Regions from separate parts of the Homo sapiens genome. Here region 2 is linked to region 1. Evidence: read pairs that join two places in POLR2A ChIA-PET (ENCODE). Cell type or tissue: MCF 10A. All regions are shown on one strand. Each heading gives the region's core, and the rest is flanking DNA. Links, peaks and the distances in the headings are about the cores only.

Evidence for each region. Peaks named below come from ENCODE experiments on the same cell type or tissue, not always from the same donor. Only the 100,000 strongest peaks of a DNase experiment are listed, where the experiment ranks them.
Region 2: POLR2A ChIA-PET joins it to region 1 with 7 read pairs; 3 of 35 experiments call an interaction of 5 or more read pairs at or near these places.

The regions. Positions count from the first base shown.
Region 1 is chr2:173,176,411-173,193,364 of GRCh38, forward strand. MAP3K20 (mitogen-activated protein kinase kinase kinase 20) reads left to right here. Exons shown (of 20, transcript NM_016653.3): 4 at 6,444-6,545; 5 at 11,148-11,213; 6 at 14,485-14,513; 7 at 14,630-14,767. Among named protein-coding and RNA genes, the nearest start is that of MAP3K20-AS1, 97 kb to the right of the region's middle. RefSeq lists an enhancer at 15,145-15,726. In MCF 10A, for the core only: no CTCF peak of the experiment used is centred there; DNase peaks (open chromatin) are centred at 8,111 and 11,681.
Region 2 is chr2:172,995,911-173,012,864 of GRCh38, forward strand. RAPGEF4 (Rap guanine nucleotide exchange factor 4) reads left to right here. Exons shown (of 31, transcript NM_007023.4): 16 at 556-644; 17 at 5,356-5,434. Among named protein-coding and RNA genes, the nearest start is that of MAP3K20, 71 kb to the right of the region's middle. In MCF 10A, for the core only: no CTCF peak of the experiment used is centred there; no DNase peak of the experiment used is centred there.

The sequences.
Region 1 (16,954 bases), core at 4,136-12,135:
TAAAGGATAAGGGAGGGAATGGAGTTATATTGGAGAAAATCTTCTATATTTTATTGTAATTAGATTAGTATTAAACTGAGGTAGACTGTGCTAAATTAAGATACATTTTATGATCCCTTGAACTACTGCTAAGAAAGTCATTCGATAAATATAATAAAAATCAATCAAGGATTTAAATGATAGATTAAAATTTTTTATTGCAAAAGAGGACAATAAAGGCGGAACAGGAGACTAAGAAGGACAGGGGACATGAAGAAAACATGGCAAATTTAAACCCAGCTGTATCAATAATCACATTATATGTAGATGTTCTAAACACTTCAATCAAAAGGCAGAGATTGTCAGATCAGATTAAAAAATAACCAGATCCAATTATGTACTCTCTACAAGAGACATATCGTAGATTCAAAGATACAAATAGGTTAAAAGTAAGAAGATAGAAAAAGATATGCCATGCAGACAGTAAGCACCAGAGAGCTGGAGTAACTATATTAAATTTCAGACAAAATACAGCAAAGATAAGAAATATTACTTGAGATAAATAGAACCATTTCAAAATGATAAAAGGATCAAGACATCAGAAAGACATAGCAATTGGAAATGTATACACACCTAAAACAGGTCTCAAAGTATGTGAAGCAAAACTAACTGAATTAAAAGGAGAAATAGGCAATTCACCAGTAACTGATTTCAGTATTCCACTCTCAATAATTGATAGAACAGCTAGACAGAAAATAAAATGGGATATAGAAGACTTGAAGAACACTCTCAGCCAACTCTACCTAACTCACATGTAAAGAATACATATTTTTTCAAGTACACATGGAACATTCTCCAGAATACGTCATAAGGGAGGCCATAAAATAAATCTCAGTTCATCTAAGAGGACTGATACCATACAATGTGTTTTCTAATCACAATGCAATTAAAATTGAAATTAACAACAAAAGGAAATCTGGAAAATTCCCAAATTTTGGAAATTAGGCAACACACAGCTAAATACCTACTGGGTCAAAGAAGAAATCACAATAGATTTTTTTTTTTTTTTTTTTGAGATGAAGTCTCATTCTGTCACCCAGGCTGGAGTGTAGTGGCGCCATCATCTCGGCTCACTGCAACCTCCACCTCCCAGGTTCAAGCGATTCTCCTGCCTCGGCCTCCCGAGTAGCCACCATGCCCGGCTAATTTTTTGTATTTTTAGTAAAGATGGGGTTTCACCATGTTGGCCAGGCTGGTTTGGAACTCCTGACCTCAGGTGATCCACCTGCCTCAGCCTCCCAAAGTGTTGGGATTACAGGCGTGAGCCACCACACCCGTCCAGAAATCAAAGTAGATTTTAAAATATTTTGGAGTGAAAGAAAATGAAAATGTAACATATCAAAATTATAGAATATTAAAATTATAGAATGCAGATAAGGCAGTATTTAGAAGGAAATGTATAGCTTTCAACACCTATATCAAAAAGAAGAAAATCTGAAGTGGATAACCTGAGCCTCAACCTGAAGAAACTACAGAAAGAAGGACCAATTAAAACCAAAGTGAGTCAATGAAAGGAAATAATAAAGATTAGAACAGAGCTCAATAAAACAGAAAACAGAAAAGCAATAGCAAAAATCAGTTTATTAGATTTGTTAATCTTTCCAAAGACTAAAGGATTTATTAATCTAAAGACTAGACTAAAAGTTTAGTCTTTGAAAAGATTAATAAATTTGACAAGCCTTTAACTAGATTGATCAAGAAAAAAGAGAAGATAAAGATTAGCAAAATCAGGAATGAAAGAAAGAGCAGTGCTATGGCTCCTGCAGAAGTTTATAAGGATTATAAAGAAATGTTATGACAGTCTTTATGCCAATAAATTAGATAATTTAGATGCAGTGAACAATTGTCTTAAAAAGATACAAATTATCAAAACAGAAGATCTGAATAGACCTATAATTTAAAAATTGAATTAGGCTGGGCGCAGTGGCTCCAGCCTGTAATCTTAGCACTTGCGGAGGCCAAGGCAGGCAGATCACTTGAGGCCAGGAGTTCGAGACCAGCCTGGCCATCATAGCGAAACCCCATCTCTACTAAAAATACAAAAATTAGCCAGGCATGGTGGCACACCCCTATAGTCCCAGCTACTCAGGAGGCTGAGGCATGAGAATTGCTTGAACCCAGGAGGCGGAGGTTGCTGTGAGCTAAGATCATGCAACTGCACTCCAGCCTGGGCAAAAGAGCAAGACTGTTTCAAAAAATAATAATAATTGAATTAGTAATTTTAAATATTTCCATAAAGAAAATCCCAGGCCAAGATGATTTCACTGGTGAATTCTATAAAATGTTTATAGAAGAGATAACATCAATTCTTCCCATACTCTTTCAGAAAATAGATGCCAATATTCTATATGAACAAGCAGTATTATTCTGATACCAAAGTCATACAGAGACATAAGAAAGCGACAGACCAATATTCTTCATGAATATAGATGTAAAAATTCTTAATCATATTAGCATACTGAATCCAGCCACCCATAAAGAAGATTATAAATTCCAATTAGAATTTATCCCAGAAATGGAAGGTTGGCTTAACATCTGAAATCAGTCAATGTAAGGTACCATAATAAACAATAAAATCATAGAAGATAAAAACCCTATATGATCATTTCAAGATTCAGAAAAAGCATTTGACAGACAACACTCACTGACAATAAGAAATATCGGCCAGGCACAGTGGCTCACACCTGTAATCCCAGCACTTTGGGAGGCCGAGGTGGGCGGATCACAAGGTCAGGAGATTGAGACCATCCTGGCTGACACAGTGAAACCCCGTCTCTACTAAAAACACAAAAAATTAGCTGGGCATGGTGGCAGGTGCCTATAGTCCCAGCTTCTCAGGAGGCTGAGGCAGGAGAATGGTGTGAACCTGGAGGCGGAGCTTGCAGTGAGTCGAGTTTGCACCACTGCACTCCAGCCTGGGTGACAGAGTGAGACTCCATCTCAAAAAAAAAAAAAAAGTTTAAAAAAAGAAATCTCAACAGACTAGGAATAAAAGGGAATTTTTCCAACCTGATAAAGAGCATCTACAAAAACCCACAGCTAATATCTTATTCCACGGTGAAAAGCTGAATGTTTTCTCCCCAAGACTGGGAACAAGGCAAAGAAGTTCTACTCTGACATCTATTCAACATTGTACTGAAGGTTTTAGCCAGTGTGATCAGGCAAGAAAAAGAAGTAATAGGCATCCAGATTGGAAAGGAAGAAATAAAACTATCTTATCTGACAACCTATAGGTAGAAAATCCTAAGGAATGCGCACACACACACACACACACACACACACACACACACAAAAGCTACTAAAACTAACAAACATGTTTAGAAGGGTCACAGGATGCAAGATCAGCATTTAAAAATCTATTGTATTTCTATATACTGAGAGTGAACAACCTAAAAATTAAATTAAGAAAGAATTCCATTTACAGTAGCATCAAAAAGAATAAAATAGTTGGGTATAAATTTAACAAAATAAGTATAAGACTTGTACAATGAAAAGTACAAAAATTGCTGAGAAAATTAAAGATCTAAACAAATAGACATTTACATATTTATGGTTTAGAAGATTCAGTGTTGTCAAGAGGGCAGTTCTCCCCAAAATGATCTATAAATTCCACACAATTCCTATCCAAATCCCAGCAGACTTTTTTTTAGAAATTAACAAGCCAATCCTAAAATTTACGTGGTAATGCAAAAGACCTAGAAATAGCCAAACCAATTTTGAGAAAGAACTAACTTTGAGGACTTAGACTGCCTCATTTCAAAACTTATAAATCTGTAGTAATCAACATAATACAATATTGGCACAATATCTACAGGGATATAGACCAAAGGAACACAATTAAAATTCTAGGGAAAAAGCCTCACATTGATTGGCAATGGATTTTCAACAAAGATGCCAAGACAGCCTTTGATTGCTGAGACAATTAGAAATTGATATGCCAGGGCCGGGTGTGGTGGCTCACACCTGTAATTCCAGCACTGTAGAAGGCTGAGGTGAGAGGATCGCTTGAGCCCAGGAGTTCAAGACCAGCCTGAGCAACATGACAAAATCCCATCTGTACAAAAAATACAAATAAAAATTAGCCAGCGTGGTGATGTGCACCTGTAGTCCCAGCTACTAGAAAGGCTGAGGTGGGAGGATTGCTTAAACCCAGGAGGTTGAGGCTGCAGGGAGCCAAGAGTGTGCCACTGCACTCAAGCCTGGGCAACAGAGTGAGACCTTGTCTCAAAAATAAATCCATATGCCAAAAAAAAAAATTAGAGCCACACCTCAGACCATACATAAAAATGAAATGAACTCAAAATGGATCATAAGCCTAAGTATAAGGGTTAAACTATAAACTCTCAAAAGAAAAATAGAAAATCTTCATGCTTTGGGGTTAAGCAAAGAGTTCTTAGAAATGATACCAAAAGCACAGCCATAATAGAAAAATTGAGAAATTGGAATTTATAAAAATTAACAATTTCTGCTCTTTGAAACATGATCTTAAGAGAATGAAAAGACAAATGACAAACTGGGAAAAAATATTTGCAAATCATATATATGACAAAGGACTTGTATCTAGAACTAAAAAAAATTATTAGAACTCAATAAAACAACCCAGTGTAAAAGTGGACAAAAGATTTGAATAGATATTTTGCTTAAGAATATATAAAAGGGGCTAATAGGCACATAAAAAGATGCCCAACTTTGTTAGTCACTAGGGAAATGCAAATTAAAAGCACTGTGAGATACCACTAGTGTTATACCCGCTACAATGGCCATAATCAAAAAAACAGACAATACTGCTGGGCACAGTCACATGCACCTGTAATCCCAGCTACTTGTGAGGCAGAGGATGGCAGGGAAGGACTGTTTGACAACAGGAGTTTGAAGTTTGAGACTAGCCAAGGCACCATAGCAAGACCCCTTTCTCAGAAAAAAAAAAAGACAATATCAAATGTTGGTGAGGATGTGGAGAAACTGAAACCCTCATACGTTGCTGGCAGGAATATAAAATGGTAGAGCCTCTTTGGAAAACAGATTGATAGTTTCTTTAAAAGTTAGACATAAACTTACCATATGGACCTGCAATATCAGTCCCTGAAATCTACCCAAGAAAAATTAACATATTTACACACATAGACATGTACACAAATGTTCATAGGAGCATTATTCGTAATAGCCAAAAACTGGGAACAATCCAAATATCTATCAACTGGGGACTGAATAAACCAAATGTAGTATATCCATACAACAGAATAGTATTCGGCAATAAAACAGAATTGAAGTCTTCTTATATGCTTACCACTTGAGTGAACTTTGAAAACATTATGCGGCCAGGCGCAGTGGCTCAAGCCTGTAATCCCAGCACTTTGGGAGGCTGAGACAGGTGGGATTGCTTGAGCTCAGGAGTTTGAGATTACCCTAAGCAACACAGCAAGACCTCATCTCTACCAAAAAAAAAAAAAAAAAAATCAGCCTCAGCATGGTGGTATGTGCCTGTAGTCCCAGCTACTTGGGAGGCTGAGGTGGGAGGATTGCTTGAGCCTGGGAGGTGGAGGCCACAGTGAGCCGAGATCAAGGCTGCAGTAAGCTGTGATCACACCACTGCACTCCAACCTGGGCAAAAGAACGAGACCCTGACTCCAGAAAGAAACAAAGAAATAAAGACATTATGCTAAGGGAATGATGTCAGACACAAGGAACAATTTGTATGATTCTGTTTATATGAACTATCCAGAAAAGGCACACTGGTAGAGAGAAAAAGCAGATTGTAGGGCTGGTGTGAGAGTGATGATTAACTGCAAACTGGCACAAGAGAACTATTTGTAGTGATGGAAAGGTTCTAAGACTGGATTGTGGTGGTGGTTGCCCAACTTTATGAACTTACTAAAAATCATCCAATAATATACTTATTGCAGGTGAGTTTGTGGTATGTAATTTATACTTCATTTTTAAAGGATTTTTCTCACTTTTTTGACCTTCTGTGCTTAAATTTTGAGAGCTCTTCTAAGTCCTTATGTGACAACAATTGATTTGTTTACACTGTCATTAAGCTGTCTGATTTATGCATTTAATATCTATCTCATAAGAATAACAACTTTTAAAGAAATACCTATTTATATACATACCTTTGTTTCAAATTTATTCTTCCAACACCTCTTTGGGTTTCTCAGTTCCAGCTAAATGGCTTTTGATTCTCAACTGAAGTTTACTATTCATTGTAAGTTACTGTCTTTTGTTTGACAGATATTTTTCTGGATGACATTAACTTTTAGAAACCACACCATGGAACAATTTTTTATATATTTTTGATGTCTTTTGTTAAATTCTTTAATGTATTTTCTCAATGAAAATATAAAGTCTTATTTCTGAAATGTATCTTGATTTTAATTATATGCTTATCTTTCCTTTTAAAATAGAATATGCTTCTCTGGGATCACTCTATGATTACATTAACAGTAACAGAAGTGAGGAGATGGATATGGATCACATTATGACCTGGGCCACTGATGTAGCCAAAGGTAATAATATTTGGTATATTCTTATAGAATTAGTGGGGTGCATTTTCCCCTCCTGAAATGGGGACTTAACATCAGAAAATGTTTTATTCTGTCTTTAGATGTTCTTTTTCCAGACCAAAAGTAGTAAGAATTCCACAGCTGATGGTACAGATAATATTTTAGGTCATTGCCTTTCCACTCCTGAATTCCTTTTATCTTCCTCTTAAGACTCTACTTTATTTCTATCCACGAAATCTAGTTGTAGCTTCAGGGCAGACATGTTTGTCATGTTTTGTGATATTATAATTGACTAGCTTGCTTGACACATTAAATGGAAAAATCATAGTTCTGTTGTTCTGAAAGTCTCTACTTAGACTCAGTATCCAGAAAACATGATTTATTGTAGGATTAGTTCTACTCATTTTGTATACATAATATGCTAAAAATAGAAACCACTTGCAAAAAAAATTTTTATTTGTCCTGCCATGTAAAAGCAATTCAGATTTTATTTTACATTTAATGTAAACTTACTTAGGCATCGCTGTTGGAATTAAATATTTTTAATACACCAAACCCCTAAACAAAGTGCCCAGTCTTTTTTCTCATACATTCTTGCATAGATGAATGCTTTCTAAAGCAATTCAAACTTCATTTATTTTTATCTTTTTTTTTTCCATTTTCCTAACTGAACATTTCTGGGCTTTATTTATAACTGTCAGAGTTGCTTTGGAAACAACTTCATCTAAATAATGAACACCGATAGTTATATTTGTATTCTAGCAACCCCTACAAAGTGTGTCTGAATTTTCCTGGGGCAATTAACTCCTCTACATTTTACTACTCCATTCTCTACAAGCATCTCTTTACAAAGCAAATATAATGTGATTTAGCACTCAGTAAGGGGAGCAACTCATACGTTGATTTCACTGTGTGACTTCCAAAAGTAGCAGTCTTTCCTTTGGGGAATTGTCTATTTTAAGTTTCATCAACACCTACCAAATTCTTCAAATAGGGAAAGTGAAAAAAAATTTTTTTTGAGTTTCATGCTAGATGCTGCTGCTGAATGATGCCTCATTACATTATAAAAATAATAAGCTCTGTGTTTAGGGTGGTGTACCTGAGACTTTATGTTAATTTGCTTAATTGTGTATTGATGCATCGGGCATCTCAAATCATGCTTAAACTTTCATATTCTTAAAGATATTTTCATGTAATATCATAGTGACTTCTCTGTATGTCAGTAGAACACAAGGACCAGCTCTCTGTAAGCAAGGTGATGTGCCTTTATTGGAGGCTGCCTGAGCATTGTGGAAATACCCTTAAATAATGTAAATGCATATATAGGTAGTACTTAACTTACAGCACATCACCTTACACACGTTTGCATTTAGGGTGCTCAGCCAGTTACACCCATGTTATTACTTTATTGGCACTTAGAATAGATAGACAGCAAACAAAACAGCTAACATCAGTCACTCTGCTTCCTGCTGTGCTCTACTTAAGCATCCCTGATTCCCAGCCTGGGAAACTCTTCTCCCTGCACCCCCTTAACCACATGCCACATCATCCCGACTGAGGGATAAGTCTCTTGGCTCCACATCAGCTGAGTCATTCTTGGTGTTTTCTCAAGAGTGCTAGTGCTCTGCATCAGAAGGGCAAGGAAGAGAAGGAATCGAATTAGGTAGCAAACTGGGCCTGGTGCAGTGGCTCATGCCTATAATCCCAGCACTTTGGGAGTCCCAGGCGGGTGGATCACTTGAGGCCAGGAATTTGAGATCAGCCTGGCCAACAAGGCGAAACCCTGTCTCTACTAAAAATACAAAAAATTAGCTGGGCGTGGTGGTGCACTACTCGCCTATAGTCCCAGCTCCTTGGGAGGCTGAGGCAAGAGAATCGCTCAAACCCCAGAGGTTTGCAGTGAGCCAACATCAAGCCACTGCACTCCAGCCAGAGTGAGACTCAGTCTAGAAAAAAAAAAAAAATTAGGTAGCAAACTGGTACCAGAGTTAAAAATAAGGAAGGAGAGGCCAGGCACGGTGGCTCACGCCTATAATCCTAGCACTTTGGGAAGCCGAGGAAGGTGGATCACCTGAGGCCAGGAGTTCAAAACCAGCCTGACCAACATGGAGAAACCCTGTTTCTACTAAAAATACAAATTTAGCCAGGCGTGGTGGCGCATGCCTGTAATCCCAGCTACTCAGGAGGCTAAGGCAGGAGAATCACTTGAACCTGGGAGGCGGAGGTTGCGGTGAGCCAAGATTGGGCCATTGCACTCCAGCCTGGGCGACCGAGTGAGACTCTGTCTCAAAAAAATAAAAAAAGGGAAGGAGAGAATGGGATTGGACCCACTGATGGTGTCCAAAACTGCAGATTAATAAAATCCCTTTTGCCTGTCTGGCTAATGTGTTTGACCTCAGGTGAGAAGAGTGAGGCAGAGAAGAGGCTTGTATGTTTATGGACGCAAGTAATACTTAACATTTAAAAATCCTTTAAGATGGCCCATTAAAAAAAAAAAATCAAGGCTTTAGGAATGACTTCAGCTTTCTCTGATAAGCTGGGTGTAGAACTTAAGAATTTAAGAGATTAAGTAGGAAGCCTTGATTTTTGTTGATTCTGTTTCAAATTCAGCTATGTACCTTTCAGTTTAACCTATGATTGAATCCACTGGAGCAATGATATGTTGAGAAATCAGAGAATGAATATTTTAAGCAAAGGTTGATTCATGCATTTTAAAATAGGCATTGCTCAGCATCATTGCTGTTGAGACAATATCTTCTCACAAAAAAGATTCTCTTCTTTCTAGATGTGAGGATAATGGAGGGTGGACCAGCAAGTATATCTGAAATTGCTGCAAGCTAATCAGCAATGCTTAAAAGGAACAATTAAAGCAGATAAACTCCAATCCAGTTTCAAAATGGTCACCACTCATTCCAGTTCTCCCCAAAAGTCTCCTCAGTTACACCTGCCAATTCTTTTTTTAAGGAAACCCTGAATGTACACCTGATGAAAGTATTTTTCAGCCTTCTTAATTGTTTGCAATAAATATAAGGCAGAATTATAGATGGATCTACAAAAACATTAAATAGAATTTTATGTGTGTGTGATGACTATTGTTTATATGAAATATTATTTAAATGTATACTATGCATCGTACACTAATACTTTATGGTACTTTTTTCTTATAATCTTCCATGAGGAAGGAAAGTGCCTATATTTAAAGCTTTTGTATTTGAGTCTTGTTTTTTGAAATCCTTACTTGTCAGCAAGTGTAGAAACTATCTCTACCAGTAATAGTAATTATACAGATTCTACCTGAAAAATTATTCAGGAATTTGATTCTAAAGCAAGAGAGAGGTAACTATGAAATCCAGTCATATAGATTATTAAATGCTACCCAAGTTGTAACTATTGAATTTTTGCAGTTTGAGGGATGTAGAACTTCTTATCAGAAGAGAAATTTCCTTTATCCCAGTTACATCTTATTTAAGATCACATAATTACTAATACTTGTGTTAACTTGACTCTTCAGTGATATCATTCAGTGATATCATTAAAAGGCAAGAGTTTAAATTTTCTTTGTCCTTTCATGATTCTTCAATATATCATAATTAAAATAGAAGAATAAAGATTTAAAAATTAACCTCTCTATATGCTTTAAAAAGCCTAAGCCTCTTATTAAATTATTTTCAATGCATTGTTCATTTTAAAAAGAAGCCTATTTGATTTGGAGGTGAGGGGGAGGCTATTTCTGCCATTAGTTAGAAAAAACAACTTGAGAAATAAAGAGGATATATTTTAGTAGAAAATCATCCTTTTTTTATTCTAAAGGGGTAGACAATACGTAAATACAGAAAGAGTCAAAAACTACTAAGGTGGTAACCATAAAATGTGTCTTTAAAGTATAATTTTATATTCAAAATAATAAAGCTCTATAAATATGATGGAAAGAATTTTGGAGTATGTTGAAATACAGATTATCTCAAAGATTTATCCTTGTAAAAGGAATGAAATACTTTGTAACTACTGTATACTTTTTTATCTGAAGATCATAAAATTATTTACCAACCGTAACTAATCAGTCCTCCCAGTTCTCCCCACCACTACCCCACATCCACTCCCAGGTCTTGTTGGAATGGGTACTGAGAAAAAGCCAAGCTGCAGCCAGGTAACCATAGACATCCAGAACTTCGGTAACTGGACATCAGAATCTGCAGTTGGGTACCTGCAGACAACCAGATGAAAACCACAAATTTTACTCAGAACTTTGGCAGATTTAGAAGGTAGTTGGTAGCGGAATACCTTAGTCGTGGAGCCCTCCTTTCAGTGGTTACTGTGCTATTTTCATGCAGACTGCAGAAAATTAAGGTGTCCTTATTAGGTATTGTAAGAAGCTAGATTTACCCACAGTCAAATTCCAACCTCTAAGAGATTAAAGCTTATAAATTTGACTTCACATATACATGTTACTAATGTAGACATATTCTGTTTTCATTTTATCAGTCATGGAAGAATAAGACATGTGAATTAGTTTCTGCTCTTGAGTTCTTTGAAAAACTATGAAAGGTAATACTGATGTAATGTTGAAAAATATTAATAGGCCTTTATTTCTTCTTGTGTGAAAAGGAATGCATTATTTACATATGGAGGCTCCTGTCAAGGTGATTCACAGAGACCTCAAGTCAAGAAACGGTAATGTAGTTATGTTTTTATTTTACCTATTTTATTACAAATTACATACACTTGCATGTAGAAATGAGCATCATTCTTTTACATATCTTTTGTAACCTACTATTGGACTCACTGCTGATACCATGGAAGCCTTTCTACTGTCAATAAATAACAAAAATCTCAATATTATTTAAAGAAGCTGCATAGTATTTCACTGTATAAATATAGCCCAGAATGTGGACATTTGAATTGTTTACATTTTTTCTCTGATAAGAAATGTTGGGCTTAATATTTCAGCCAAATTTTTCAAGACATCCCTAATTATTTCCCTAGAATCATTTTCTAAAAGAGATACTGCTGTGTCAAAGTATGCAGTCATATATTTTTAGTCTTCTATTTTTAGGTGGCTTTGTGCACTATCAATTTTGAATTTTGTTCTTGTTGCATCTGAATTGCGTGGTGTGAATTGTTGATGCCAGTCATGCCTGTATTACCTGGAGTAGTGCCCAGAAATGAGCCACATGATTGGAAGTTTGGAAAGTAAAGGCTCTCTTTTTCTTCTTTCTCTTCTTCTGTACTTTCTAAAGCTTATTTATGGCCCTGTATCTTATAATTTGGAGGGTGAGCATTTTAAAATAACTTGCAGGATTAGACATTACCTTCAAGTAGGAGTGGTAACAGAATGCTTCTTCTGTTACATCACTTCAGAGTTATCTGAGAAAGGCAGTAGCATTATAGCACTAGCTAAAGTAAACATCAGAGTTTGCCACTTTTCTGAATACCCTCCAATCAATTAATTATTTACATGCTTTCTAAATGCTCCTTCTCAGTAAGGAGGAAGCGAACTATCTATTTTTAGGAGATCTTTAATTAAAACGAGTATATGCTAATAGTGTGATCCTTAGAATGGGTGGTGATGACAAGTAGTGGAAGAGAACCAGGGAATGAATCGATCAGGTACCCTTGCACGTGCCTCAGGACTGTGAGGTTTGTGTGTGTGAGTGTGTGTGTGTTTAGCAGGGGGTGAAGGGATGGGGGCGGGGAGGGAAGTTATCAGCACCTGCCACTTATCAGTAGTCCAGGTTGGACCACCAATTTAACCCTGTCTGATTGTCCTTTCCTCTTCTAGGTTATCATGTATTCTTTGGTTCTTCTTAGACTTAAGCTTCCTGGAACTAAGCACTTTTGATATATGGTCAGCTAACAGGAAGTCATTAGGAAATAATCTAGGCTGTAGTAGAAAAGATCAGAGTTTTATGAATTTGTAAATTTTCAGTTCATGCTCAGAATTTCAATTTAACTATGTTATTTGACTTCAGTATATCTTAAATCTTCTACAAAAGAGGAATGATTAACTAAATTATGGATTTTTCCCTGCTATCATTATGAAGACTATATAACAATGGAGAGTGTCCCCATTTTAAAAAGTTACAGTTATATGTATTATAGTTACTAAATAGGAACACACATACACTGATATTGAAAGAATATAGACCTAACTTATAGCAATTCTTTTTCCCTTGGAAAGGTAACCAGAGTTTCACTTTCTATGTTATGTATTTTTATAATGGCAGTTTTTCTAGTGAGCACTTGTTAATCTTATAATGAGAAAGCTGAATATAAAATTAATAATATTTACATTTCTATTTGTAAAAGTTTGTAGCTTATTACTTATAGTACCAGGTTTACCCTGAGGCTATTTTCAAATATTAGATCATACAAAGATCATTTTCCCTCCTTGGTAAAATCATCAGTAACTAGTAAGTATTGATCATCTATCATGTTCAAGGCACTGCACGGTTTACAAAAGAAACATCTGAAACAGTTCTTCAGAACTTTATCCTTGGACTCATCTCCTCTTATGCTCTGAGTCTTGCACTCCCATAAAAGCCCTATTTACATATTAACACTCAAAAACAGATCTCAACTTCAAAACTATTTTTCTATCTGCTGATTAGACACATCCACATAGATATTTTTTAAGACACTAAAATATATTATGTCCAAATTAATCTTTTCATTTTCTCCCTAACCCCGAAAAATCATCCCTGCATTTCTTTTACTGAGTGGCAATACTGTTTGCCCAAGCCAGAAATGAGATAAATAGTAGTTACAGTTTAAAGCCAGAGCTCCTATTCTAACCATTAATCTGTATTGCTTCTTTATCTGATTTTATCCTTGAGTTCGCTTCCTTCTCCCCCAATATCCAGCCATTCATTAAGCCTAGGTGATCCTACATCCTAAATATTTTTTGACTCGGTCAACTTTTCTCCTGTCCTTTGCCACTGCCTTAGTACAGATGTCCTCATCTGTCTCCTGGACCACAAAACCTTGAGTGCCAAGTGATGCCCTTGCCTCCAGGTCTATTCTTCTCTGACATAGTCTCCCCTCTGCACCTTTGCTCATTTCATCCCTCCACATAAAATTGTTCATTGGCTTTCTCTTTCTCTTCTTGACCTGGCACCTACCTTCCAAAATTGCCATACATTTTTTGTCTGCTCCTGAGTTTTTGCATAGGCTCTCTCTTCTGCCTAGGAAACTACTTTCCTCCCTCAGCTCTCCTCTTCCTGGTTAACTCCTGTGTTTTTCAGGTTTTAGCATAAGCATCATTTCTTACAGGAAACTTCATCTGACCGCCCTCGACACAGATATCATTGTTCTTTGGCTCTATAGTATTGTTTCTCTCATCATGGAATCTATCCCAGTTTGTTGTAGATGTTTATTTAATTGTCTCTCTGATAAGAATATAAACCCCCTGAGAGCAAAGACAGTGGCAGACTTGCTTACAGTCCTGTTCCACAGCATTATACATGGCGTTACCCACAGTAGCCTCAGCAAATATTTATTAAATGAATGAATGTATGAACAAGTGAATGAATGAATATTCTCTCCACCTTTAACAAAAATCACTCAGTTGGGAGGAAACCATATATATAATATGAAGTAGTAAAGCTAATGACTACCTCAGTATCACATTGGCAGTACATGGGCAGAACCCAGGTAAAAATTTGGTTCTCCTAACTACTACTAATTTGTGCCTTTCTTACTGGACAGTACTGCATTTGGATAAAACAAGTGTCTCAGAAGCCTTTTTAATCAGTACCTAATGGAATTAAGTTTTTGTTTTAATGTCAGCCCCCTTTTGCAAAATCCTCAATGCTGTAAATACATTGATTTCACCTTTCATAATCCCATATTGAAGACAGAAATAGAAGTTTATGGTTTTTTTCAGTAGAAGACAGCTCAAACAAATTAGATGATTGTCATAATTTATCCTTTTTTCTTTTTTTAGTTGTTATAGCTGCTGATGGAGTATTGAAGGTAGGACTATTTCTTTTACTTAAAAAAATTGTTAATTTCAGATGTAGATTTTTGTAACTGATAATCCCTTAATTAGCCAATAAGTAGAAAGTTGACACTGATTCCTGTTTTCTCAGATCTGTGACTTTGGTGCCTCTCGGTTCCATAACCATACAACACACATGTCCTTGGTTGGAACTTTCCCATGGATGGCTCCAGAAGTTATCCAGAGTCTCCCTGTGTCAGAAACTTGTGACACATATTCCTATGGTGTGGTGAGTTCATTTCTCATTTCTTGTTTACTAAGGGAAATACAAAAAGCAAACACTCAAAAGAAGAGAGATACAGTTTAACATGGTTTTATTTTTATTTGAGACTGTACTGCTGGTGGAATGCCTAAAGCAGCACCATTGGAGAACGCTTCCTAGTTGCCAAAATGTTTAATCATTTTTAATCATCGGAGTTATTTTGTCCTGTGTTGAGAAGAAACCAACACCACTTCCAAGAAACAAATTAAATGGAATCCGAGATAGTGTTGGGCTCCGCTTTGCCTGTGAGAATGATTTTTTGCAGGGTGGTAATGTGACTGTGGACTCTCTCTGTAATTTCAATGGAAATGTGGATCATTTGGAACAGGACTTCATTGTAATGGATTGCTTAAACAGTATAAAATCACCAATAGATCTGCCAAGCGAGTTAATTACCAGGAAACTTTTGAGTCTCAACTATTAAACTGATTCATCGGTTTCTAAAAGTCCAAAAGAAAATGTACTTAGCACTTACCAGATGACCTTGTCCATGTCTGCTGCCAGTCTTAGAGTAGCAGTGACTATCTGAAGCGTGACTCTAAGGCATTACATAAGAATCACAGCAGAGCCACATAGAGAATAGACTAATGAGGGGGTGGAGTGCTCAAGGAAGAGACCACAGGAATGAATCCGTTAAGGAGCAGAAGCTCCTGGAGGAGGAATTTGGAGATGGGCCATTTCCTGAGGAATAGGTTATACCTGCATTATCAGAGAGAAGGAAGTGGAGTGGGAGAGTTCTTTGCTGGAGGAAGGAATTCATTTGTTGCCTTTTGTTGAGGATAAACTTTTCCCTAAAATGTTACGTATTCTTTAAAAAGTCCAAAATAGTTTTGGAATTCCCTGTCTTTACATCTCATACTGCCCTGCTATTTATACTATTATACTGCCCTGCTGTTTATACTATTACTTCCTAAAAGGGCATTTTCATAGTAATGGGTAAAGAAGCAGCCTGTTTTAGGTCCAAATCAGCCTGTCTCTTCGTCCTGAACTTCTGTGTTTTCTTACTGCAGGTGGTAGCCAATGACACAAGAGGAGATTCACGTTGTCAGACCTGTTTTGTTTTGTTTTGTTTTCTTTATTCGGTCTCTAGGTATTTAATGCTGGCTTCACAGGTTTTGGACTTGTTTCAGTGACTAGCTTTTTGTAAATCATAACACATCCTATGTATACCAAATTAATAAAGATTAATTTTGTTAGCTATTGAAAAAATCATTTCAAGAATGAAATATGTTTTTGACCGAAGGCTAGAATTTTAAAGGTCAGAAGGCAAGAGTAACATCAGGCTTAATACCTGATATCCAAAAAAAGAAAAAAAATCAATACCTGATATCCCTTGATTCTGGTTTCTTAAGAATGAAGACTATAAGCTATTACAGTGATCAAATATTTCTCATAAGTTTCAGAGGAGACTAGCTTATAAAACTGGTCTCCTATGTCAAATGTTACTACATTCTAACCATCATACATTCATCTGTGGGATATTCTGAAAATGGGGTATTTGTAGCAATTTAAGACTCTTTGTAAGATTGTTTTCTCTTGTGAAAGTGCATTCCTTCATTTATAACCAAACGTTTATTTACTGAGGCACACACCACCTGAGAGTAATTTAAATTTTTCTTAGCCTGCTTGTTGGGAACGGCCTCTCGTTTTGTCCTGTTGAAATAGGAACAAGCAAACTTTTTCTAGAAAGGACCAGATAATATATATTTTTGGCTTTGAGGGCCACTTACAGTCTCTGTTGCATAGTCTTCATAGATGCCATAGTTGGCTTTTTGTTTCTTACAACCCATCAAACATGAAAAAGCCACTCTGTATTCTGCAGCAGGCCATCGTTGCGGGCACCTCCCTGGAACAAGAGGGCTTGGGAAGATGAGCAGCGTGGTTTAGGAACGTGGCTTGACCGTTCAGAGTGGCTCACCAGGAGCCCACTGCTCCCACTCCTTTAATGTGCATGTGTATATAAATGTATATAAACATGTTTGTTGGTGTTAGGTATATATGTATGTTGGTTATAGTTATTGTAGACTGTTACAGCTTTTAAATTGTTTGTCACATTTATATGAACTAGAAGACTTTTGAGGTTCATTTTTGCACTTATGAGTCCACACACATACAGTGCTTTTACTTTTAAAATTCTCCCCAAGTGTTTGAATT
Region 2 (16,954 bases), core at 3,788-11,787, 180 kb before region 1:
CTCATCAGTGTTATGGGGTTTTGTTTGCTTTCTCTCGTTTTATTATTAGCTGAATTTCCAAAGCACATACCAGTGTACAGTTGGGAAAGACAGAGCATTCCAGAAATAGGCGGGGGAATCCAGTGTGGGAAGAAGTTTTGCTATGAGTAACCCATATATGGATAACCTAGCTTACTCTCACTTCCCCTCACCAGCTCCCCCTGCCTGACCTGAACTGCCCTGGGTTTTACATGTTCCTTTTTATTCTCCTTTGGAAAAAAGACTGAAGTTTCTCAGTTCCCAGCCTGCTAAAGCTGCTCTTCAAGAAGTTTACCTTATTTCCATATAGGGAAAAAAGAACAGTGTTTGTAGTAACGACTTCACTTTGTGGGTTTTCTGTTTGTTTGTTTTGTCTTCTTGTGTGACTTTGACAAAGTGTGTGGTCTCTCTTACCATGAAAGGTATATGGTTCCCTGGGATCTCAAATTAAAAAAAAAAAAAACTTAGATAAGTAAAAGTTTTTTTAATGATTTGCCCACTTTTGAAAAATTAATGGCATTTTTGTTTCTTATCCAGGTATACTGTGATGTCAGGAACACCTGAAAAAATTTTAGAGCATTTTCTAGAAACAATACGCCTTGAGGCAACTTTAAATGAAGCAACAGGTATACACATAGAACCGTTTGCATGTCCATTAAATCCATGCATAGCATTGTTTAAAAGTCCTGAATTCATTTGCAGTGTGTATAGCGAAAGCAGTTTGGGAAGGGGATTCTGTGTATTGATATTTGAAAAGCATCTCTGTGTGACCTGACTGGGAACAGTCCTTCTGACTGTCGTCTTCCCTCCCCAATCCTGACTGTTCTCTAGAAATGACTCAGCCTCATTTCTACATACTATGCCTCATCTTCCCTAGGCATCTCTCTCTTAAGTTATTCAAATCCCACCTTCTATAGGCATCTATTGGGTTTATCATACATCCTACCTATTCCCACGAAGGATTTGAAGCTGCCTACATAAAAGGTACAGCCTTGCTCCAGTTGGGAGTAAGATACTTCTCTCTGCAGTTGTTGTAGAGTCCAGCTGCTCTAGAATATAACTAAATGCCACCATTCGTTTGCTAGGGCTGCCCTAATGAACTACCACCAACTGGGTAGCTCAAGCAACAAAATTATATTGTCTTACAGTTCTAGAGGCTAGAAATCCTAGCTGAAGGTGATATTTGGGTTGGTTCCTTTTGAAGGCTGTGAAGGAGAATCTGTTCCATGCCTCTCTCCTAGCCTCCTGTGGTTTGCAGGCTATCTTTGGCATCCTTTGGCTTGTAGATGCATCATCCGGATCTCTGCCCTCATGTTCACACAGCATTCTCCCTGTGACTCTTCACATAGCCTTCCCTCTGTGCCTGTCTGTCTCTGGGTCCAAGGTTACCCCTTTTTATAAGGATGGCAGTCATATTGGATTAAGGCCCTCATTAAGGACCTCACCTTAACTTGACCACATCTGCAAAGACCCTATTTCCAAAGACGATTATATTCTGAGATACTGGAGGTTAGTTCTTCAACATATCTTTTTGGGGGGATACAATTCAACACATAACATCTGCTTACAGTGAGTCAGTCTTGTTACCTAAGACACAGAAATTCTAGGGTGAATAAAACAAATCTCACCAGTGAACTAAGTGTTCAGAGTTATAAAATTGTGTTCCACTTTGGTTACCATCTTGTATATGACTTTGCAACAGCCCACACGCAACGTGTTTTTTTTTTAATCCTATGCTACTGCCTGTCTCTCAGAATAATGTTGTGGGTTAATATTTTAAGCACATTGAGCTCCATAGAAGAGCCTTTCTCACTAAAAGAAGTTCAGAGATTTATCTCAAAAACTTAGTTCAAAATCCATTTCCATAATTGACCTTTGCTATATATTCAAGTTGAAGATATCATTATTATTATTATATACCTCCTAAAGGTATTTTACCACTGAATTCTTATTTTATCTTCTCATTCCAGTTTCTCATTTTATACATAGATTACCTGAGGTTTTTTATGTAGCAAATTAATTAGGGTATAGTAGATATAATCGTCAGGATCACTGGCTCCAGGCCAATTATTCTCAGGTCAATATTTGTTGAGTATCTTGTTGGGCAGACACTAAGCTAGATGCTTTGGACTAGGCAATGTGAACAAGGAATCATTCTCCTGCCTTCAGGAAGCTTATAATCTGTTAGAAGACATAAAGGAATGTGCACATAACTTGAATATAAGGCAGAATGTGGTTAGTGCTTCAGGGACACTGACTAGGTGAGGGATCTAGAAAAGTATCATGGAAAATATAGAGTGGCCCTGAAGGAGGCTGGTAACCAGTAATTAGAGATAGGGACAAAGCCATCCATACTAAGGGATAATATTAGCACTGACCTAGAAATAGACAGGGAAGAGTGAGTGGTCGGATTTTTACTGGACTATTGTATACGTAAGTTGGAAAACGAAGGAAAGGTTTAAGAATTGGGGTATAGATCTTAGAGAGTCTTAAATGTAAAGCCGGCTGGGTGCAGTGGCTCATGCCTGTAATCCCAGCACTTTGGGGGCCAAGGCGGGAGGATCACTGGAGCCCAGGAGTTTGAGGCTACAGTGAGCTATGATCATGCCACTGCACTCCAGCTTGCACAACAACAACAAAAAGGTAGAGCCAAGCACTGGGAAGTGGTTGAAGATGTCTGAGCAAGAAGAACATGATAAGAACTATGCTGGAGAAAAGTTACTCCATATTTAGTATAGAGAAACTGTTGAAGAACCGGTTATGTGAGGATAGCTACCAAGAGCCATATGTAACCTCAAATAAACCAAATTTCCAGGACCATGGGTCAGGAAAAAATGCAGCTGATTTTTTCCCTCTGATTAACTGTTTGCCCAGAATGTGTGATTGCATAATGCAAGAATCAGCATCTTACCTAAGGTATATATTGACTCAAAAAAATATATATTCTGGTACATTAGAGACTGTGGCATCTAAGGAATGAGCTATAAGATCTTTACCACCCATGAAGGGCAAGTATAGCCTTCCTTTCAAGTCACCTCTAAAAGAGATGGAGATTGGATTATTGCTGCTGCTTCTGCTTCTTTTGTTTAGTTTTGTTTTTTTAATTACTGTTCCTTGCAGAGCAGGGCTAACCCATGGGCAGTGTGCCAAGAGTAGCCTGATTATTTCTTCTTCATCAAAAAAATTAAAGCCTAGAAATCAGTGTATTCTAAGGCTGGCGTGTGGGATGTGATTCTTGACCCTTCCATTTTTGATGGTAGAGACTAGGCTAACATCATAATTTAATATTGAACTTCATTTCCTGCAGTTTTTCCTGATATTTTTTTCCTACAAGTAATGTTTATGCCTTGGAGATAAAGAACAAACCAGTATCTTTCTCATAAATCAGAAATACAAATGTGCCTCCCTCCTGTCCTGGACACTAAATAATCCTAGGGTAGGTCCACGAAATTTGTGGATATACCAGAGTAGGAGACCTTTGGCAGTTATAGATTTACAGTACAGTAAGAAAGGTCAGAGTTACCGTGAAAGTTGTTTACATCATAAAAATGCACACTGCTGAATTTGACATTACACTCTCTTAATTTACCAAAAATCTGTTTTCTACCTGAGACCTATTAGTTCTTATATTTTTACTTTTAAAACCAGCATTAGTCATGGAGTGACTTGGTAAATCATCTTCTAGTAGGAAGTGATGTTTTAAATTAGTTCTTAAGCAAATTTTAACCTATAAATTAGATTTCCAGTGTTCATGTTTTTGATGAACTTACATTGGCAAAGTCTGAATCAGTGACTAAATGTTTAACCATGATTCTCATTTAAATATAAGTGATGAGTGTAATCCCAAGCTGTCATCACTCAGTGTCACCAGTCACCTTCAGTCTCATTATACTGAGAAGCAGAGAAGGTGCCAGACAGAAGAGTTGCTACATGTGAGGAGAGAGCCGGAAAGCCACACTGAAATGTGAGCTGAGTGGTTGGCCATGTTAACTGACTCCCTCCCCAGCCTTGGAGCACCCAAGTCAAGTCTCTGCTTTAGCAAACTTTAAACTACTGGATATTACAGCCTCCTGGGTGCATATAAGCAAGTATTACCTACTCTGTTCTCAAGAATATATAAAACATATCAAGATGGTGCTAGATGTTAAGCTCAGGCAAGCCAAAATCCTTTGGTACATTAAAAAAAATATTTTCTTGCAGCCTCTGTCTGACACCTTCTCTGCTTCTTCTCTGGCTCAGTATAACGGGACTGAAGACCTGGTGACATTGAGTTGTGACAGCTTGGTATTACACTCATCAGTTATATTTAAATGACTATGTATAATGGTTAAACCTTTAGTAACTGACTCAGACTTCACCAATAAAATTTCATTAAAAACATGGACAACATTTGGCAATCTAATTTATAGCATTAAAATGTACGTATTTCTCACCATTTTCCATTTAAGATGAGCGTCACAATCTCAGACAGTGTATTTCATGTTTTCCCGGGAAATGTCATGGCATCTTGGGTTCCAAGTTCTGATGGGCATAGTCCTGAGGTTTTTAGGTTTGCCTTCATGAGCTTTCCCATCTGGCTAGCCAGGGCATGTTGTCTGCAATGAAGAACCAGCATCAAATTCAATGATGAAGTAAATGAAGCTTATTTGGGGGACCTGCCTTACTTCCCTTGCCAACCCCCTGCTTCCTTACCTACAAAATAGTTTCACATATAGGACAGTCACCATTTGAATCCACCAGCTTCTGTTTTGTTAGCCTTTGTTTTGCTCTAGTTGCTGCTCACAGCCTTAATCTTGTTTTCTTTCTTTCTTTTCTTTCTTTCTTTTTTTTTTTTTTTTGCTGCTTCTTTCTCCCCTCACCAATTCTCTGCTCTTACCACGTCCTGATTCTGTAATTCTATTGTCCTCCTACCTTTCATTGCTTCTTTTGGAAATAGGAGGTGAAAAAGACATAAAAGAGAAAGGATTTTGAAAAAACAAATACGGTATAGACAAAGAAACGACCATGTCTTCGTTCTGCATGTATGGTACTGCCCACATGTGACCCTTTAAGTACACAGATTTTAAAATCTTTGGTGGCTAAGGTACCCAGTGCCGTTTGTACAAGGCTGTCTCTCTTTAAAATATTATACTTTTTGTCCATTGTCATAAGAAACTGATTTTCATCTCAATCTCTGTCAACACCATTATTTATATGAAGTGCTTCCATGTAAAGTAAACTCATGCCCCAAACCAATGTGTTAGAACCAATGACTAAGAACAAGTGAATGGATACTCTTGCTTTCCTAAAGATTTCCACAAGAACCTAATTTCCTTTTCTGTTTTTTTCCCCTTCCAGATTCTGTTTTAAATGACTTTATTATGATGCACTGTGTTTTTATGCCAAATACCCAGCTTTGCCCGGCACTGGTGGCCCAATATCCTTTTATTGTGATTGTAAGTCCCTATTCCCTCGAAGACAACCCCCCCTATCGAGGGCCATTCTTATCTCATCTTCTGCAGGTAAGTCATGGCCCAGGCAGAGTTGTGCATTCCACCCTCATCACACTGAAATGTGTTTTCCCACATTTCCCACAGTTTTCCCCTGTACAGACTCTAGCTCTGCCTGGCAGAGGTCTGCTGTGCCATGTTTAAGGATTTCCTCCTTGTTACCTGTATTGGGCCATTCTTTCATTGCTATAAAGAAATACCCGAGGCTGGGTAATTTATAAGAAAAGAGGTTTAATTGACTGGCAGTTCTGCTAGGAAGTATCGTGCCAGCCTCTGTTTCTGGGGAGGACTTGGGGAAGTTACAATTGTGGCTGAAGGTGAAGGGGGAGCAGGAGCGAGGTGGGGGAGGTGGCAAACACTTTTAAACGACCAGATCTCATGAGAATTCACTATCTCAAGGACAGCACCAAGACACGAGGGGTCCACCCCCATGAACCAAACACCTCCCACCAGGCCCACCTCCAGCATTGAGGATTACATTTCAACATGAGATATGGGCAGGGACAAACATCCAAACTGTACCATTATCTGTGCAGAGAAGTGTGAACCAGCTTACCACAGGAAGGTGATGCTGGCAAAAAAAAAAAAAAAAAAAAAATCCATTGCCTGGGAGGCAGGCTAGAAAGGGTTATGGAGAAGAACCTGGGAGTATTAGCAGGAATGGTTCCCTAACCTCAGAGACAGACTGTTCCCTGGCAGGGTGGACTGTGGTCGGCTTGTGTTCCTCCTCCGAGCTATGGTATTAAATTGCTAAGCTGCTGAGATAAATACAAGTTATCACTGTAGGATAACTTTCTTTTCCCATTCATCCTCGTCTATCCTCTCCTCTAGATACCAAAATTTCTTTCTTTGTTACTACTTTTTATTATCATCTTACTGACTTAAAGACCCAAAATTTGAAACTCCAGTGACAATTCCTCTCTATAGCTTGAAGGCCAAGTTTATTTGGGACAGCTTTTCAACAGTGTTTGGAATGGCCCAGTTGATGCTGGTATGTAGCACAGAGCAAACATTCTCAGAAAATGGGAGTGGAATAAAAGAAGTGGGTATTATTAATAAGCTTCACACTCAATTTTGGGAGCATGTGAAAGTATATTCTAAGATTTTGTTTTATTTTTAGAACAACAAAAATTTAGACCCCAAATCACTTTGGCCCTTTTGAGCAGTTAAATATATTGAAGGAGAATGACTCTTTTATTCTTTCTTTTTTTTTTTTTTTAGGAATTCAGTGAATGTTGGCATGTTTTCCTCATTCAAGATTATAATTACCCTACCTGATTCTCATTTTCTTGTTCACTCATAATTCTCTTTGAAGTAAACAATGTATGAGGACAGGAGATTTGAGTTGAAGGTGCAACTCAGAGGCAGCTTCAAGAGGGAGATTTGTGTGTTTATTTGCCTGGAAACTGTTTTACCGAGTAATGATGGCTTAATGAGACTTACATACATTATATATTTTTTCTGGCACATACTCAATTTTTCTCGAGTAAAATGAACAAATTCAGGATGTCTGTGCTCTTTTAACTCCATACGCACTAATCATTATAGACCTTTGAGATTTGCTGGAAGGAAAAATAAAATCCACCATTGAGTTTAGACTTGGTTTTTTTTAGCAGATAAGCCTAAGGCAAACAAAACTCAAGGGCGAGTCAGCGAGTTCAGCGGGCCAAGGCCCGGCATCTTTACAAGTCCAAGCCCCAAACACTGCGCTTGTCTTTTTTTTTTTCAGATTCTAACTTCTTCGTGTATTAGCTTGTTCCCCTTCAAGGGTTGACTGAGAACATTCAAATCACTAACTTCTCTTTTTAAAATAGCGCTCTGGAGAGAAGGTCCGTTCCATGCCCAGGTAGGGAGGAGGGGGAAAAATGATACTGGCGGGCAGGGAGAGGGGAAGGCAAGAAAGCAAACAGGCGTGGAAGAGCTGTGACGTCAAATCTGACTTCTTTTGTCTGTAGACGGGGGAATCCAGGGTGACTGGGTATAATCTGTATTATCTAGGTCCCTCAGACCACCTGGCTCATATCTGGCCCTGTGGGAACTTAGATTCTCTTCACTGTTCTATTTTGAATCAGCTCTGTCTGTGTCAGGTGCATGCTAAGAGCATTGACCAATATTATACCACTCTATCCTGGCAGGATTCTATTGGGTTAGTATTAGCTTTGTGTTACAAATCAGGGTCCTGAAGTTACCCCCAGCCCCCACAAAAAAACAAAAAAGGAGTGGCTTGCCCAGGGCAAATAGCTGAGTTCTCCAGATGATTCCAAACCTGGAGTTTGCCTTTTTTTTTTCTCTCTCTCTCTTCACAACTTATTTATTTGAAAGCTTGTTTAAATTTTAATGATTCTGTAACCTTTAATTAGAGTTTAAGAACATTTCAAGACACTATATTGCATCATAAACTGCTTAACAGAACACCTGCAAGCAACAGGGATGTATAATGCAAACTTGAACAAGTGGTTTAACCCCTATGTTTTTAACGTGGGATATTAGGGATAGTAAAATACTTAACTATGTTTCATTAGTCAGTTGCTTTAGTGGAGTATTTTTAAAGTGCTTAACATCTGGAACTTTTCATAGCAGCCCTATGAAGAAGTCAGTATTTTTACTGCTATTTTTCTAAATCAATAAACTAGAATAATGAAAACTTATGAATTGCTCAGAGAAAGGTAATTACTAGCAGAGAAAAGATTTGAGCCCTGAGCTACTGACACGTATTTCTGTTCTTAATCCACATTGTGTGTCTCTTCCAGTTTTGCTTTTACCATGGAGAAAGATAGTAGAACTCTGCTGAACATTAATATATCAGGCCTTTTATGTGCTAATGAGAGAGACTCTCTATTCATTAGACACAGTTTGGACATGATTTGACCCGATGAATACAAGTACTTTATAATGAGTTTGAAAATCATATTTGTTCAATTTCTATACTTTTCATCTCCAGGTTCTTTAATCCTTTTTTAAATCTGCATTTAAAATTGAGTTCAATTTTCCTTTAGTCTTCAAAAGAAAATTAAAACCACCTGTATATAACCCTATAACCTCTCAGGTGTACTATTGCTAACCATTTTGTGTATATCCTTCCAGTCTTTTTTTCTATACATATAGATATATGTTTTTAAATGTAAGAATGAGATCATACTGTAAATAATTTTGTATACCTTTTAATTAAGCAATATTTTGTGACTATCTTTTTATGTCATTATTTTTCTATGCCATTTTTCTAAATATAGATAGTTGTCATCCTTAAAAATAAAACATTCTCATTACAAAAAATTTTAATTACCACAAAAGGAGAAGAGAGCAAAGTTCACCTGGCATCTCACCACCATTAATAAATTTGTTTTTAAAATTTTAGAATTTATATATACATTTTTATGTTCATAAGATTTTATATAAATTAAATAATGTTACATGTGCTTTTTGGTAATATGCTGTTTTTCACTTGGTGGTATATTGTGAATATCTTTCCAAACTAATATATATATAGATAAAACTGCATCATCTTTTTTTTCTTCTAGATGTTTCCATAAACATTTACTGACTACTGGAAATGTGTCACATAGAGTACTGGGCAACAAGGGGGCAAAGATATGTGAGAAAGACACATTATCATTTTTAATGACTATTATATTAATAGATATGTCATAATTATTTTCTCAGCCTCTACCTATTGGATATTTAGATTATTTCCACGGTTTTTTTCTTTTTTTTTTGCTATAACAAACACAATGGAGTGAATCAGCATCCTTCCAGCTAAATCTTTGCTCATGTATATGAAAATGTACACACTTTAAATTCCTAAAAATAGGCAAAGAATATGTAGTATGTTAATGCTTCTGATGTGTATTCCCAAATTACTCTCCTATTGTCTCAATTTAGTGCTTTGTGATTAAACTCTGCCATATTCTTGTTTGTACAACTCCAGGCTGGCCTTCAGTTTAGTAAGTGATCACAACGAAGTCAATACTATTTTGAATTTTAATAACTCTCTTTGATTCAGAGTATTTTCACATTATTTACTTTATCTTTCCAACACCAGTTCTCCAAATGTAAAGCAAAAAAGTCTGGTATATTATTTTTGTTGTTGTTGTTGTTGTTTTGTGTTTTTTTTTTTTTTTTTTTTTGAGACAGAGTCTTGCTCTGTCACCAGGCTGGAGTGTAGTATCGCAATCTTGGCTCACTGCAACCTCCGCCTCCTGGGTTCAAGCAATTCTCCTGCCTCAGCCTCCCGAGTAGCTGGAACTACAGGCACGCACCACCACACCCAGCTAATTTTTTTATTTTTAGTAGAGATGGAGTTTCACCATGTTGGCCAGGATGGCCTCGACCTCTTGACCTCGTGATCTGCCTGCCTTGGCCTCCCAAAGTGCTGGGATTACAGGCATGAGCCACCATGCCTGGTATTTATTTCATTTCACATATAGGAGAAATCAAGGTACAGGGAGGTCTAATAACTGCCCGAGATCCTGCATATACTGGTAGACATTTGGAGGAAGTCCGTGTAGCACTGATGTAATGGACATTGTGGTTGATTTGCCAACATTCATGCCTTATTACTCGGTATTCTAGCCACTCGTAGTAATTAGCCTCACTTGCCAAAGACTGGTTCTGCAACGCCAGACTCTAGCTAGACTGGGCCAATGGAATTCAAAGAGAGGCTTCCTGGGCTTTTGGGTGAAAACCTTTTTAACATTTAGGAGAAAAAAACAGGAAGCCTATAACTCCAATTGCCAGCAGCAGCTATCTTACAACCATGATGGGAATGAACCCCAAGATAAAGCTGAAATGAGGAGACAGGAAAAACAGGGGTCTGTGATAACATCATTAGCATTTGACTGGTCCTGAAGCTTACTCTGCCAATAGATTATCTTTTTATGTCAATGAATGTAGGTGTTTGTTGTTTAGGACAGATTCTTACTGCAGCTAAAAGAATCTTAAGTATGAATGGCTGATATTTAAACTTACAGAAATTTTAAAAAGCAATAATTTTGGACAGTTTTTTTTGTTAGTATACTAATTTTCTTTAGCTTAGTATTCAACACAAATTTTGTGCTTTTGGCCTGGAAATAATGAGTTTAGTTTCTTGAATTAAGAAGAAAAAAATATAGAACATGGATTTGCCACTAAGTTTTAGCTAAATCCACCTTTTCTGTGTTTCATCCCTGTATAGAAGCAAACACAACAGCTTCCCTCACTGAAAAATTAGGGTCCCTGTCATAAAAATCTTTGTGAAATTGATCTGGAGATGTTCTCTTTATAAGTTGACTTGGGTTTTATAAGTGGAACATTTATCAAAATCTGCTTTTCTTTTTGATGAAAGATTCACATAATAGCAGCAGGTTCATATTCTTTAAATGAAGCCAAGTTTTTAGGAACATTTTTTAGATTTCTAAGAAAAACTTTCAACTTAAATTTTGTTGAAACCAGATTTTGTCATCATAGTCCCCATCTGATTCTGAAAAGTGTTTGATCCATATGTCACCGTCAGAGGAATTTGCTTCTGCAGATATGCAATTTGAGTTTGTTTCCATGAGGAAGACTTTGTTTGGTGATGTTATGAACATGATATGCTTTTTGGGAAAAAAATGACTGTCATCAGATATGCTAAAAAATATTTCATATACATGTTCTCGGCCTCATATCAACACTATGTACTCTTTTAGTCTTGTTTTTCACAATAGGGAAAGTGAGCTTGAGCAGCTAGGTAATTGGCCCCTAGCTACCTAGCTAGTAAATGTTAGAACAAGATTTGAACCCAAGCAGTGTATTGCATTAGGGCACGTCCTAACTGCTGTGCTATGAGTACAAGCCCTTGGCTTGAGACTTAAAAGGAGAATAGCCAGGAACTAGAGACTTCTAAAAACACAGAGGATTCTGAAAATCAGTGGGAAAAATATTCTGAGCAAGAAAATGGGAGATATGTAAAGAAATTGATGGTACAGAAGGCGCTCCTATGAGCTCAAAGTTAGTAGGTACACACAAACAAAGGAGCAGCCTGTGTGGATAGGAGTAACATCACAGACTTAAACCCAGAAATGCCAGGTCTTATGAAAAATTCCACAACAGTCCATTGAAAATATTTTAAATGACTTCCAGAGAAGAATCAGTAATAACATTGGTGGCTAAGATTTACTGAATACTTAATATGTTTCAGATACATGTTTTACCTGTATTATCTCATTTCATCCTTGACAGCAATCTTATGAAGTTTACTGATGAGGAAACCAAGGCTCTAAATGGTCAATTAACTTACCAAAGATCATACAGTTTTTATATAAGTAGGGAAGCCAGGATGGGACCTAAGTAGTGTAATTTCAGAACTTGCATTTTATGAACATGCCATATGAAGGAAGAAATAGACGCAGTGGTCAGAATGTCAGGCTGCTCCACAAAGACAAGAAGCCCAGATTATAGTAAAAAAAAGCAAAAGCTCTGAAGTAAAAAGACCTGTGTTTAAGACCTGTGTCCTATAAGCTATATTACTCAGCAATTATGCTTAACCTCTCCAAGCCCCTTCTGTAAAATAGGGGTAATTATATGATACGGTCTGGCTCTATGTCCCCACCCAAATCTCATCTCGAATTGTAATCTGAATTTTAATCCCCATGTGTTGGGGGCAGAACTGTGTGGGAGGTGATTAGATCGGGTGTGGCCCCCCCATGCTGTTCTCGTGATAGTGAGTGAGTTCTCATGAGATCTGATGGTTTTATAAGGGGCATTTCCCACCTTCACTTGGCACTTCTCCTTCTTGGTGCCATGTGAAGGACATGATGGTTCCCCTTCCACCATGATTGTAAGTTTCCTGAGGCCTCCCCAGCCCTGTGGAACTCTTTCCTTTATAAATTATCCTAGAGTTGAGCAGTTCTTTACAGCAGTGTGAGAATGGACTAATACATTATACTTGCCCTACCCACTTTACCAGGTTGTTGTGAAAATCAAATGAGGTTATGTGTGTGAACATACGTTATAAACCTTAAAGTCCCATATATATGTTGCTGTTATTATTATACCATCAGGAGAGGAATATGGCATGTTATAAAGAATATACAAAAGCTTTGTCTTGTCAGTGGGCAGATGACCCCCAAAGTTTGTTTTCAGCTGCAAGCAGAGATCTTGTATGCAAAGCAGGGTTTTAAAAAACAACAACATTGAAGAGTATCAGTTTGAATGTTGTTAAGTGTTTTATAAATAGCTGCATAATTAGCATGTACTTACTGCAAAAAGTATACATAATATTTTATTCCCTGTTGTAGGCTGTAATGAATCTGCTGCCTCTACATCCTGGGAGGTTTTCACTTACTTTCCCCATGATAATTTTAATACATGGAACCATTATTAGCTGAATTAAGAATAAGTAAATGAGCAGTTAAAAAAAAGTACAGAAAAATTACAGGTGCCTGTGGTGAGTAAGATAATAACTAGGTAAAAATATATGAAATAATTACAGTGTTTGAACGGCAGAGCCGGCATGAGGAAAATGACTCAATGGAATATTAAGCCTGATGTTGGCAGGGTAGAAAAACTGTAGCCTACACTGTGGCCTTCACCTCTTCTGATTCTCAGCCCTAAAGCCTCACTGCAAACAGATCCAATCTGCTCTCAGTCACATGTACACAATGCTGAAGGAGGTGGTTCAGTTCCGAGAAGATTTAGTCACTCTGAAAGTTTGTCATCCTGTAGATTAAATACCCAATAACTGAAAGATTCTATTTAAAAGATGTACCAGATGTTTTACAATTAAATTCTTTATGAATTTATTTAGAATGTACCTCTGATCTGTATTTGACATCTTGACAAGATGGGATTCCGGGTAACTTAATTAAAGGCTCTTAAATAGCTGTGATATTTTTAAAGGTTTTTTGTTTTTTTAGAAAAGTGCATTAGATACAGCATTCCAAACAGTGCAAATAAATTATCTGTAATCAGTTGATTAAAAAATATTGAAGGCTTTTGTGTGCCCAGTCTTTAGCTAGAAAGTGCAGGAATTAACAGTGAGTTTACGACCTCGTTCCTTCTGTTAAGGATTTTGATTTAATGCTTCCAGATGGTGAGAAATACTTTATTACAGTTTAAGTATTCCTAATCTGAAAATCCAAAATCCAAAATGCTCCAAAATTCGAAGTTTTTTTAGCTCTCATACCAGTAGGTATAATGCAAACATTCCAAAATCCAAAAAAAAAATCTGAAATCCAAAACCACTTCTGGTCCCAAGCCTTTGGGAAAAGAGATACTCAACTGTGTAAGCAAAACTTCAAGTTGGAATTTGAATGATCAGATTTAACAGTGTCTGCTCAGTCGCAGTGAGCCCCTGCTTTCCTAATTGACAGGTATTAAACTATAGCAGATGGGATCTCGTTCAGGTATTAACGATTTCTGTGCCTCTCTATCAGATTATGAAGGCTGTAATAGTTAACTCTTGATTTTCTGCATGTGCTTTGTTATCAGGATTTGGGGGATCAATTTCTACATCTCAGATGGATTTTCCTATTTCCCAACAAACTTTGAAGTCATCTGACTCTGCTGTATAATCTATGTTTGCATAAAGAAAGTAATGTTAACATCAGACAAAACACAACAACATAGGTAAAAAGAGTACTGGGGAGGAAAATAAGAGAACTGAGTTCTAGTTCCAAGAATTCCTTTGATAAATTTGGAAAAATCACTTAAACTCATTCTGCCTCAGTTTTCTTACCTCTAAGGTGATGGAGTTGAAGGAAATGTAATCAAAGGGCTCTTGAAACAGAGATCCTGTGATTCCATGACTTACCTGAAATCAACTCAAATGTGTCAGTGATAAGTTTGGCCACTTAAATTATATGGCCTTTCCTTAATGGTGTTTAAAATACTAATTCAGTAAGTAATTTTAGATTGCCTTACAGACTTTTAAAAAACTAGAACTTTATGAGATATAGGAACCATGTTGTCTTTCTGCATCTCTTTCCCTATGAGTTCAGGCAGCCATATTGCTTCTTTCCTGGACCCAACTGTCATATCATGAGTCATGGCCTTATTCAATAAAAGCACTTCTTGATCATGCATTATTCCAATTTTAGCCAGAGACGGCTTCTTCAACCTTCCTGATGTGTCTGAATTTATGAACATGCTGTATTTGAAATGTTACTCTTTTTAGATTGCACTTTTGACATCATATTGAGACAAGGGAACTAGTAGGATATTCTTTATTCCTTGGCTGCTACCTGAAGGGAATATAGTTTTTCCCCCTTCCTACCTTTTTTGTAGGAGTTAAATAAAAGCTAAAAATTACAAACTTTCTAAAAGCCTGGGGAGATTGTTATGGGAATGAATAGAAACATCAGCATCTGATCTGTAACCATTTCAGGTATAATCAATTGTATACAAAGTTCTCTCTGTGTTTCTTAAGAACCTGATTCAACAGACATTTCAGAAGGGGAACCCTATGTGTTGCCTCTGGAGGAGCAGAATCCTTTAGCAATGCCTGGATTCAGCTATAAAAGAAGTATCACCCCCACCCTCACTTTAGTAAATAAACATCCATGAGGGGACAAATGAGACTTTGTGAAATAAGTCAGCGCTTCCTTTTATTTTCCCAGGGGTAAAAATACTGAACTTTCGTGAGAAAAGGGAGAAAGCCTTTCCCAGTCCCTCCGGATTTGGTCAATTCTATCTCCCTAGAGGCTGTGGGGTTCTTCATCAAAGACAAGGGGTGCTCAGCCCTGGTGACTAAACATGCTGAATCAGCTGCGGGAACCTTGGAACTTCAGCGCGCGCGCGCACACACACACACACACACACACACACACACACACACACGGAATCTCTTTCCCATTAGGCTTTTTGCTTTCCAGATGCATTTATTCTTAATAATTTCATGAACCCAAGCACTAAGGTCTAGTTGCTATAGCTGCTGGTTAGGATAGTGGGGGTGGGAATAGTGGAAAGAGCCCTGTCTGAATTTGCAAGCCCTGCCATTTATTCACTCAACAACCTTGGCCAGATCTCTTCTCTCTGAATCTCCTTTTCCCCACCGGTAAATATTTCCTCCTCAGGTTTGTAGAAAGCATCATTTGATAGCATAAGAATATTGACTTATTTTATGAATTGTAAAGCTCTATACACATGTTATCATAACAAGTAGGAAAGAATCTTTCCTCTCTCTCTCTCTCCCCCCACTCCTCCTTTCTCTCTTACACATGTGAATACCTCCTTTCCAACATGTTGTCCAATGTAATATTTCAGATGAATAGGACTGTGCCCATTGTATCACCAGAACCTAGCATGGTGCTTTACTCAAAGTAGTCGGTTAATTAATAATTAGTGAATCAATTGGATCAATTTGAATAGTTTCTTTGCCTAAGTACTTGTAAAGCATTTTGATGTATTTTCTCTGAAAAGCATATTAATTCATTTGAAAATATATTTATTTCTTAAAAACCACATTAGCAGACTCCGTCTCAAAAAAAAAAAAACCACATTAGCACCTTAATTGTCCTATCTTGGGGTTATTTTTCTAAATTGAGGCTAAGTGTTCACCACTCTATTACTACCAGCTCAGTAAAAGCTTCCCTTTCCTCTCTATGCTGTTTCCATCTTTGAGTGATTCAAAATATGCTCATGTTGCATGTGTAGTGAAATATTTTTAAGATTGTAGTTTATAGAGTAACTTAGGGCACAGTGTGACATTCTTTTAAATTGGCATGATCTGAGAGAGAATTAAATTTGCTCATTTTTCACAGTACAAGGCCATCAGAAAGGTTGTCTTTCACAGGCACTATCACTTAGACTTAGAAGAGGGACTAGAGGGAAGAAGCCTAGCCTCAGGTACCCGGTGAGGAACACGCATGGTCCATAGTGGCATCAGGATATTTGGGACAGCAGTCTAGGGAGCGAGCCCAGCCTAATGGGAGCTTTGACACATACCGTACTCAGAATTCAGAATCTCCACTGACTCTTACATTTATAGGGGTTGGCATTCCTCAGCCCACACCCCTACTCCCCACCTTGGCCATTCTTACTTTCTCCATTTGGCTCCTATGCCATGGAAATGAAAAAGATAGCACCTGCCAAAGCCTGATGTCATCCAAGTTTCTGCACAAACACAAGATACCATAAAACTAAACCAAAGAAAGCACAGTGGCAACGTAGCATTGTATTTTCATTATGTTAGTTTGTGGCACCTATCTGATTCTCCTTCGGTTCACCTTGCCTTAGCGTTATTAAATGCGGTAGCTGAAAGAGAATTTGGAAATGATTTCTTCTCACCTCCTCATTTCATGGAGAGTAAATGGAAGTCTACAGTGGCTAAGTGACTTACACAATATCACATAGCTAAATGGTGGCAGCTAGAGGACTTGAACCCAGATCCTCCCACTCTCGGGTGAACCAGTACATATTTTTCAATCAGTCAAGACTTTCCTATTTGGTACCTACCATGCATCTGACTATGCTCCTACGTGCCATTAAAAAAT